Regions from separate parts of the Homo sapiens genome. Here region 2 is linked to region 1. A link is an interaction called in ENCODE POLR2A ChIA-PET data of the cell type or tissue named here. Cell type or tissue: Panc1. All regions are shown on one strand. Each heading gives the region's core, and the rest is flanking DNA. Links, peaks and the distances in the headings are about the cores only. Region 1 has its middle 51 kb from the start of FOXB1. Region 2 overlaps LOC105370838 (a long non-coding RNA gene).

Evidence for each region. Peaks named below come from ENCODE experiments on the same cell type or tissue, not always from the same donor. Only the 100,000 strongest peaks of a DNase experiment are listed, where the experiment ranks them.
Region 2: POLR2A ChIA-PET joins it to region 1 with 12 read pairs; 3 of 35 experiments call an interaction of 5 or more read pairs at or near these places.

What each region holds. Positions count from the first base shown.
Region 1 is chr15:59,950,245-59,955,631 of GRCh38, reverse strand. No RefSeq gene overlaps it. Among named protein-coding and RNA genes, the nearest start is that of FOXB1, 51 kb to the left of the region's middle. In Panc1, for the core only: no CTCF peak of the experiment used is centred there; no DNase peak of the experiment used is centred there.
Region 2 is chr15:60,032,915-60,038,301 of GRCh38, reverse strand. LOC105370838 (a long non-coding RNA gene) reads right to left here. Exons shown (of 3, transcript XR_932307.2): 2 at 2,060-2,192. Among named protein-coding and RNA genes, the nearest start is that of FOXB1, 31 kb to the right of the region's middle. In Panc1, for the core only: no CTCF peak of the experiment used is centred there; a DNase peak (open chromatin) is centred at 2,761.

The DNA.
Region 1 (5,387 bases), core at 223-5,222:
TCTCCTATGAACTTTATATATTCACATAAGAACAAGACCATAATATGCATATGATTGTGTACCTCGTTTTTATCCAAGTTATGTTGTGTACATTTCTTCCCTTTTAAAAATTCTGTTAACAGCTGCATAGAATTTTTCTATATGAACATATAACTTAACCTAACTCTTATCTGATGGACATTTAATTGGTTTGTAATACCTTGTTCTCACTAACAATACTGTAATGAATATTTTTGTAAATATATCTGCACCAATATGTATGTCTGTAGGAGAACTACCTAAAAGAGATTTCTGTGTCAAAAATAGTGTATGTTTAAATTTTGATATATTTCTTCAAATTGACCTCCCTAAAACTTTGTAATAATTGTGTATAAATGTGCCACTTTCTTTTCTCCTAGCCCACACTGGGAATAATCATTCTAGTAATTTTCAAGTCTAATATGGTATCTGTAATGATGCCTCATTCTTTTAAATTGTATTTCTTTGATCATTAAAGAGATTAAGCATATTTATTTTTATTAACATCCATTTCCTTTGTAATTGCCTGTTTTGTTTGTATGTTTTTAAAATTTTCTTTGCCAATATTGATAAGGGGTACTCATCAATATTATTGATTCATAAAAACTCTTGTTATTTTTTTTTCCTTTGTCTAATATTTTTAAGTATTTCCCTCAGTTTCTAAGACAGAACTTGTATGGTTTCAGACAGAGGCGGTTACAAGGTTTGACTCTACCACTCTGGCTGTGTGTTTCTGGTTAAGCAATCTAAAGGAGGACAATATCAGTGTGACAATTAATTTAATGTGTCAACTTGACTGGGCCATAGGGTTTCCAGATATTTGGCCAAATATTCTTCTAGATGTGTCTGAGAGGGCGATTCTGGATTAGATGAACATTTGATTTGGTAGACTGAGTAACACAGATTGCCTCTCTAGTGTAGATGGGCTTCATCCAAATAACTGAAGACCTTAATAGAACAAAAGGTTGAGTAAGAGAAAAGTCCTCCTGTCTGACCACTTGAACTGGGACTTAGGTCTTCTCTAGCCTTTAGACTTGAACTGAAACATCAGCTCTTCTTAGATCTTGAGCTGCTAGCTTTTGGACCTGAACTTACACTGTTGGCTCTCCTGGTTCTCAAGTCTTTGGACTCAGACTGGAACTACACATTGTCTCCCCTGTGTCTCCAGCTCACTGACTATAGACCTTGAGGCTTCTCAGCCTCCATAATCATGTGAGCCAATTCCTTATAATCCATATATATATAATATATATATATAGAAGTCAATATATGTGAAGATTTAGCTTAGTTCCTATCACATAATAAGTATTGAATAAAGGTTAGATAACATTAACTTTACTTGAATTATTTTTGCCCTTCAGAAGTTTTACATAGTCAAATACATTAATCTTTTCCTTTATTATTTTATTAATTATTGTTTTCTATTGTCTAGTACCTCTTCTTCTTGCATTAAAGAAGTTAAAGCACCTGGAAATTTGTTTATATATGTGTAACTTGAGATTTAATATTTTCCCCCAAATGAAGAGTCAATTGTTTCCATGCATTTATTAAATAATTTATTCTTACAGTGTTCTCTAAAAGCACCATTGTCAAGGAAGTCTTCTAGGTCAAGGGAAAACATTTCTGCTATAAGGATTATAAATCGTGTATCTGTGACATAGAAGCATACTCCAGATAAGCTGTTTCATGTTTCTTGTGCTAACAACCTAGAGGGAAAGGAAATGAAGACATATTCCTATTTTTCTTGTTCACACACCTGCCTGTGTAAAATGCAAGATGATAAATCTAATTGGTGTCCTAAAAGCCATTTAGTAGTTAAACATAATCCAGGCAAACAAAGGCAGGGGAAAGATATTGATTTTGTGTCACACAAATGCAGGTGGAACAGCTAAGCCTTAAATAATGCTCCCAGGGCACTTTTTGGTGTGATCAGTCAAGGCTGTATTTAATGATGTGAGAAAACTCGTTTCTCTCAGGTCAATGGTATGTGCTTAACCTTTAGGCTTTCGCGTGGCTGCCTGCCCCACTGGTTTATGAAGTGGAGGCCGACATGATTGGGGATTTAGGGCAGTGATGACTTGATCTCCCTGACGCTTGCTGCTCTTACCCAGGAATGGTGAACAAATCCATCTCCGTGGCTGCCGCCTGGGCCTTTCTGAGCAGCCCACACCTCTCTAATTTCACATCTACCTCCTGAGGCAGAGAGAACGCAGTCACCTTTGGAAAACAGGGTTTGTCACATGATCGTGAGAAAAAAAAATGGTTTCATTTAGCTTTTAATGCCTTAAACAGCCCACAAAAGGCAAACATGAAGTCTTGGTGACTTTTGTTTTTATTTCTCAGTTGGCAAGTTTACACTTTGTGATTTTAGCATTTTCCAAAGGTGTTCTAAGAAATGCTAGTCCTCTGAGACTCTGCTGGAAAGAAAGGGAAGGAGGGAGGAGAGCTAGCTGAGGTTAACCCTGTTTGGGGGATGGGATACCTCCTTTGGAGACTCAGTGTGAGATGTGTTTTATTTAAAACTAATGCTATGGTCTAAATGTTTGTGTACCCCAAAATTTACATGTTGAAATCCTAACCCCCAAGATGATGTATTAGGAGGTGGGACCTTTTGGGGGGTGATTAAGTTATGAGGGAGGAGCCCTCATTAATGGGATTAATTTCCTTATAAAAGAGGCTCCAAAGAGACCCCTGGTCCCTTCTACCATTTGAGGTTAGAGTAAGAAGACATTGGTCTATGACAAAGTGGTCCCTCCCCAGTCACCAAATCTGCTGACACCTTAATCTTGACGGGTGGCTTACAAAAACAATAACAATCCTATTGTTTATAAGCCACCTAGTCAAGGTATTTTGTTAGAGCAGCCCAAATGGACTATAACACCAAGTATTTTTCCATTCATATTTTACTGTCCCAACCCACTTTTAAAATACAAGTTACATCTGTTCTATTTGATAAATACTGCCTTAGGTACACTGCTTTAAAATTGTGTGCAAAACACAACTTTGCCTATTGAATGCTCTTTGCCATTAATTTCTCCCATAAACAGCCAAGCAGTCAGGCACTATTTTTTTTTTTTTTTTTTTGACATGGAGTTTCACTATTGTTGCCCAGGCTGGAGTGCAATGGTGCAATCTTGGCTCACTGCAACCTCCGCCTCCCAGGTTCAAGAAATTCTCCTGCCTCGGCCTCCCAAGTAGCTGGGATTACAGGCATGTACCACTATGCCTAGTAGAGACGGGGTTTTACCATGTTGGTCAGACTGGTCTTGAACTCCTGACCTCAAGTTATCTGCCCGCCTTGGCCTCCCAAAGTGTTGAGATTACAGGCGTGAGCCATTGTGCCTGGCTGTCACTTCTTACAGAAGAAAAGAATTGATAATAAGACATGATCAAAATATCAGGAAATTTGTACAAGTATTACATACCCATAAAAATGTTTAAATTAAATTAAATTAAATTTAAAAATAAATACCAGGGAAGAATTCCAACCTTCATATTAAAGCTCAATATTCACAGACCTTACTCAATGTGCAGTTAATTCTTCCCTGTATATCTTTCAAAGTTAGTCAAGCAGAGCAATCATATAATTCTGGAGCAGACAAGAACCTAACCAAGGGATCTAAAGAGCTCCACATTTCACAGGCAAGCAAACTGAGGCCTAGAAAAGCTGAAGAGGTGAGCAAAAGCCATAAACTGATTTGTGTCAGCATCTGGACACTGGCTTAGTCTTCCTACACTTCTTTCTGATTTTGTCCTCCTCTTTATGACAGCTTAATCTTCAAGCTGGAGCCTTCTCAGTTACTGCCCCCATATTTGTCTGTGCATGTGTTCACCGGAAGTGTCACTTGAAGAAACTTGCCCTGAAAAGTGAGGAAAAATAAATCCCCCACTTCCTGAAGCTATAGGTTCTGACAGATTGTGAGGAGATCCTCATACTTTCCCGGGTTAGCATTACCTGACAGAGTGGCTGATACCCAGGGGATGAGTTCATGGGTTGTCTTAGTCCATTTGTGTTGCTATAAAGGAATACCTGAGGCTGGGTAATTTACTGAAAGAAAAAAAAAGATGTTAATTTGGCTCAGGGTTCTGAGGGCTGTGCAAGAAGCATGGTGCCAGCACACCTTCTGGTGAGGGCCTCAGGCTACTTCCACTCATGATGGAAGGCAAAGGGGAGCTGGCATGTGCAGAGATCTCATGGTAAGAAAGAAGGCAAGAGAAGGCAGGGAGGAGGTATCAGGATCTTTTCAACAACTAGCTCTTTCATGGAACTAACAGAACCTATACTCACTCAACTGCAGGACTGCACCAAGCCATTCATGAGGGATGTGCCAAACACTTCCCACTAGGCCCCACCTCCAACACTGGGAATAAAACTCTTTTCTTTCCTTTCCTTTCCTTTTCCTTTTCCTTTTCCTTTCCTTTTCCTTTCATTTCCTTTCTTTCTTTTTTCTTTTTTTTTTCAAGGTCTTACTCTTTAACCCACGATAGAGTGCAGTGGTGCAATCATGGCTTACGGCAGCCTTGAACTCTGGGGTCAAGCAATCCTCCTGCCTCACACTCTCCAGTAGCTGGAACTACAGGTATGTACCACCACACCAGCTACTTTTTAAATTTTTCTTTTGTAGAGACGGGGATCTCATTATGTTGAGCAGCCTGCTCTCTAACTCATGGGCTCATGTGATCCTCCTGCCTCAGCCTCCCAAAGCCTCCCACTGTCTCATTACAGGCATGAGACAGTGCACCCAGCCAGGGATCAAATTTCAACCTGAGATCCAGTGGGGACACGTATCCAGACTATTATCATGGGCCAAAACAAACACCCAAGGAGTGCAACTGTTTCTGAGAAAAACAAAAGCTTTGTTGGCATTTAATTATATGATCATGTTATTTTTTTCTTTAATTTGTTGATGTCATCTACTATGTTGAGAGACTCCATAATCTTGAATTTCCTTACATTTCTGCAGTAAACCCTACCTGGTCATAGAGCATTGTTTTGATATGCTACTGGATTTTCTTTGTTAATACTTATTTGATATTTTGCATTTCAATTCCTAAGTGAGATCAGGCTATCATTTTCCATTTTTGTACAATTTTAATCAGGTTTTGGTATTAACATTTTGTTGGAGTCATGCAATGAGTTGGGGCAATTTCTAACTTTTAATATGATCTATAATATTTTGAATTGTAAAGGAATGACCTTTTCCTTACAGATGAAACAGAACTCAGCTGTGACACTCTTTAATTCTGATTCTTTTTAAAATGACTGATCTTCAATTATTTTTACATACCTTCTATGATAACTGATCTATTCAAGTTTTGTCCTGTTTTGTAAATCAGTTTTTTAAATAAATTCTTTTTAAACAGCTTTA
Region 2 (5,387 bases), core at 235-5,234, 83 kb before region 1:
AGGACTCAGCGCCAGTGCGCTCCGCTTTGATCCTTTTGTGTTCCCAGGGCTTCCCAGGTGGCGTTTCTGCTCCAGGCTGTCTACACACAGAGTGTCTTCAGGCTGTCCTCTGCAGGAGCATATGCTGTGACTTACCATCTGGCCTTTATGCAGCTCTCCAGTGGCCATGGTATGAAAACCTGCCTGTTTGGCAGCTACAAGTGCCCACAGTCTCTTTGGTCTCTTTCTTGGTCTGAGTGTTTTTCAACATCAATGGATGTAATTAAGAAGAACTCAATCAAGCACATGGACTCAGGAGTCCATTATGACCAGGAAGGGAGCTCTGCCTTGGGAGAGGAGCTGCTTGGGGCGGGCCAGCCTTGGGCTCTGGGGCAAATGGAGTGCCTGTGGCAGTGGGCCTGGCACACTCATTTACAGCTAAACGCAGTGGCCCATTGCACAGGCTCAAAGCTCAGCTCTAGACGGAAGCTTGGAGCATTGTCATGCTCACTGACAGCCAGAGCCTGGCTGAGGGGAGCACAGGCAGCTTGCTGATGAGAGTGTGTGTGTGTGTGTGTGTGTGTGTGTGTGTGTGTGTGTGTGTCTTGGCTCTACTCAATGGGCAGAACACTAGAACTGCTCAAATCCAAGGGTCAGCATTATTTATGTTGTTGCTCTTTGAACAGAGAAAGAATTACCAGTTGCTGGATGGCAGTTATTTCCAGAAGGTATGGAGGGGGATGCCAAAAGCCATCTCCAGAGAGTTGAAATTAAAAGATAAAATTTGAATGTATAAATCACTGAATATACATACAATGGAATTCTAGGCAGCTAAAGAAAAGGCTGGGGAAATTCTTTACGTACTGATATGGAAAGAACCCCAAAATGGGTTAAATGAAGAAATCAATAAAACCTCTTCTACTATTTGCATAATAAGGTTGATAAGGTTGGGGGTGAGATGGTTGTGTTTGTACTGGCTCATATATGGATAATAGCGTCTGGAAGGATATAGGAAAAACTAATAACCGTGGTTATCTATGTTGGGAAGAGAGGAAGAACATGAGCAGATGGGGAATTGCATGGGAATTTTTACTGTATACTTTTATATACAGTCATGCATCGCTTAATGACAAAGATACCTTCTGAGAAATGTGTCACTAGGTTATTTGGTTGTGCAAACATCATAGAGTGACTTACACAAACCTAGATAGCATAGCCTACTACACACCTAGGCTATACACTATAGCCTACTGCTCCTAGGCTACAAACCTCTATATATAGCATGTTACCTCTATAGCCACTACCGGTCCATGGCCTCTTAGGAACTGGGCTGCACAACAGGAGGTGAATGGTGGGCGAGTGAGCATTACCGCCTGAGCTCCATCTCCTATCAGATCAGCGGTAGCTTAAATTTTCATAGGAGCACGAACCCTGTTGTGAACTGCGCATGCAGGGATCTAGGTTGCGCGCCTTATGAGAATCTAATGCCGGATGAAAACATCTCCCACCCCCATCCGTAGAAAAATTGTCTTCCACGAAATCGGTCCCTGATGCCAAATATGTTGGGGACTGCTGGTGTAAAAGATAAAAAATGGCACACCTGGATAGGGCACTTATCATGAATGAAGCTTGCAAGAGTGGAAGTTGTGGCCAAGCACGGTGGCTCACGCCTGTAATCCCAACACTTTGGGAGGTCGAGGTGGGCGGATCACAACCACAAGACTATCCTGGCCAATATGGGGAAACCCCGTCTCTACTAAAAAATCAAAAATTAGCCAGGCATGGTGGTGCGTGCCTGCAGTCCCAGCTACTAGTAGGGCTGAGGCAGGAGAATTGCTTGAACCTGGGAGGCGGAGGTTGCAGTGAGCTGAGATCATGCCATTGCGCTCCAGCCTGGGCAACAGAGACTCTGTCTCAAGAGTGGAAGTTGCTCTGGGTGAGTCAATGAGTGAATAGTGGGTGAACGTAAAGGCCTAGGACATTACTGTACACTACTGTAGACTCTATAAACACTGTACACTTAGGCTACACTATATTTATTAAAAATATTATTTTCAATCATAAATTGATTTTAGCTTACTCAAAGTTTTTACTTTATAAGCTTTACCCCAGCTACTCAGGAAGCTGAGGCAGAAGGATCATCTGAGTCCGCAGGAGGATTGCTTGAATCCAGGAGTTCGAGTCCAGCCAGCACAACATGGCAAGAACCATCTCTAAAAAGCAAAACAAAACAAACCACTTAATTGTTTTAAACTTTCTGACCCTTTTGTAACAACATTTAGCTTAAAACACAAACACTTTGGATAGCTGTACAAAAGTATTTTCTTTTTTTATATGCTTGTTCTATAAGCTTTTTTACTATGTTTAAAAATGTTTTAATTTTTACTTTGTAAACTTTTTTGGTAAAAACAAAGACACAGACATACACATTAGGCCTACACAAGTTCAGGATCATCAATATCACTGTCTTCCACCTCTACATCTTGTCACATTAGAAGGTCTTCAGGGACAATAACACACATGAAGATGTCCTCTCCTATTATAGCAATGACTTCTTCTGGAACACCTCCAAAAGGACCTGCCTGAGCTGTTTTACAGTTAAACTTTTTAATATATAAGTAGAAGCAGTGCACTCTAAAGTAACAATAGAAACTATAGTAAATATATAAACCTGTAACATAGTCATTTATTAGCACTATAAGGTACTACGTATTGTACATAATTGTGTGTGCTCTATGTTTATTTAACTGACAGTATAGTTGGTGTGTTTACACAAGTATCACTACAAACACATGAGTAATGTGTTGTGCTATGACGTTATGATGGCTACATCACTAGGCAAAAGGAATTTGTCAACTCCATTATAATCTTATGGTACCACTGTCTACGTGATCCAACACTGATCAAAAGATTGTTATGCTGTGCATGACTATAATTTAACCTAATTTTAAAATGTATTGCCCCTTTTAAAATTAAATAAATTTTAATGTGTTTAAAAGTTTTCAAGGTGACATTCTAAAATATTGACAAGCGAGGGGAGATTGCATACTAGTAGATTTAGAAATACATTTTTATTAGTTTCTGTGCACATCTCTCCACATGATTAAAGCCATTTGATTGCTAATAATATTCTCCATAACTTATTATCATATGATAGAGTAACTCACACATTGCTTTTTCACATTGAGCATTTTTATATTAAGAAACTAAAATAAATATAAGTTGCATTAATTAACAAATTCCAGGTTTGGATGTGGTTATGTGCTAATAACTAGAAGGCAGCATTAAGCGTTTGCCCTTTTTTCTATTGAATCAGCTAACATTTATTGGACAAGTGTCATGTGCTGTTGACATTTTGCTCTAGAATCCAGTTTCCACTGTATGGAACTCTGTATGTGTAGAATAATGCATGGTATATCCAGACAGGAATAGGTTTGGTTCAGGAAGTTTTCTGACAGATTATTTACTTCTCTGGTTTGTCCAGAAAGAATATCATTTGGTGCCTGCATGTTAAACTGTTTTTGTTTTTCTAACAATACACACGGGCATCAGGAAGATGACCAAGGTGCTGCTATTGACAAACTAGTAGAATCACAGATATTCATGTTCTCTCTTTCTCTCTCTCTCTCACACACACACAAAATACAGAAATTTAACCACAGAGCTTTTTGTAATAAATCCATTTCCACTTCTCTAAGAAACTATGAAAATATTTACTGTAGTGGCATTGCACTGTGTAAATGTAACTAAACCGAAACTCATTTCCCCATGATTCCTTTCCCCACAGGGCTCCAGGTTTGCATGAGCCACAAGAGAAACTTGCCTGAAATTTGGAAGACAGCAGTGAGGCAGCATTAATTTTCAGTCTTTGAGGGCTGGTTTAGGGTGCCATGCACTATAGTGACTTGCACAAGTTGTCACTGATCTGCTAGCTCACCTTGTGGGTATGGGTGTGGGTTGTAATTGGGCTCACAGCTCCTCTGGCTCCCACCGGATTTCCTCTCTCAGTTTTTCCACGTCCTGGGCCAGATATGTGTGCAGCTCCATGGCACAATATACTAGCTTTCCCTGCAAGTCACCCACATTATGAAGGATGGAGGCCCAGAGAGACAGATACAGGTTCCAATACATCTTCCTGGGTTCCAATTTGCCCTTTTCTCCTCTACTTCATACCAAGACTTCTTTCCCAATTGCCAACTTAGCTGAGTATGTCAACCTCAGACCCAACATCAGACATAGTGGTCACAATCTTGAATAGACTTCTGTACTTGCTCCTACAATTGCATGAGGTCGAATCCCCATAATAAACGCTTTATTCTATAGCTCTCATAGTGTTTCTGTTTCTCTAGTTTAACTCTGATTGATATGCTTCCCCAAAACGTCCAGAGACATGTCTTAGTCTTACCATTGCTAAGAGCACAGAATACCTAGGCATCAGTATCTCCACTTTGTAAGTAAAAAAGTGGGTTCCACAAAGAAAGTAAGCATCAAGGCTGAGAATCTCTCTGTATTAGTCAATTCTCACACTGCTATAAAAAAATACCTAAGACTGGGTAATTTATAAAGAAAAGAGGTTTAATTGGCTCATGGCTCTGCAGGCCAGCTCCTGCTCAGCTTCTGGCGAGGCCTCACGAAACATACAGTCATAGCAGAAGGCAAAGGGGAAGCGGGTATATCTTGCATGGCCCGAGCAGAGGGAAGACAGAGCAAGAGGACAGGTGCCACACACTTTTAAACAATCAGATTTCCTGAGAACTCTATCATGAGAACAGCACCAAAGAGATGGTGCTAAACCATTCATGAAGCATCCACCCACATGATCCAATTACCTCCCACCAGGCCCCACCTCCAACACTGGGGATTACAATTGAACATGAGATTTGGGTGGAGACACAGATCCAAACCATGTCACTATCTAACTTCAAAATCCATACTCTTTCTGCCAATACAATATTGCCTTGGCTTCCAAAGTAAGAGGAGAGCATAGAGCAAAAGAACATTGTCATAATATCTGAAAAATCAGCCTTCAGAATAGATTAAAGAAAACATCCCCAGCCTCTAACTGAGAGCACTGGGGCTCAAGATGGCATTTGCATTGTGATAAAAGACAAACATCAAGAATAAAAATGCTTTGCACATTCTGGGGAGATGGAGGACATTAGCCTTATAACATTTTAGCTATTTTGAATGAATGCAAGGATGAGTATTAGCCATATGTTGTTCAATACCATGAACTAAAATTTGGATTCATTCTATGCAATGCCAAAAAGTCTTCTTTTTTCTTTTTTTTTTTGAGATAGAGTCTCGCTCTGTCACCCAGGCTGGAGTGCAGTGGCACAATTTCAGCTCATTGCAACCTCTGCCTCCTGGATTCAAGCCATTCTCCTGCCTTAGCCTTCTGAGTATCT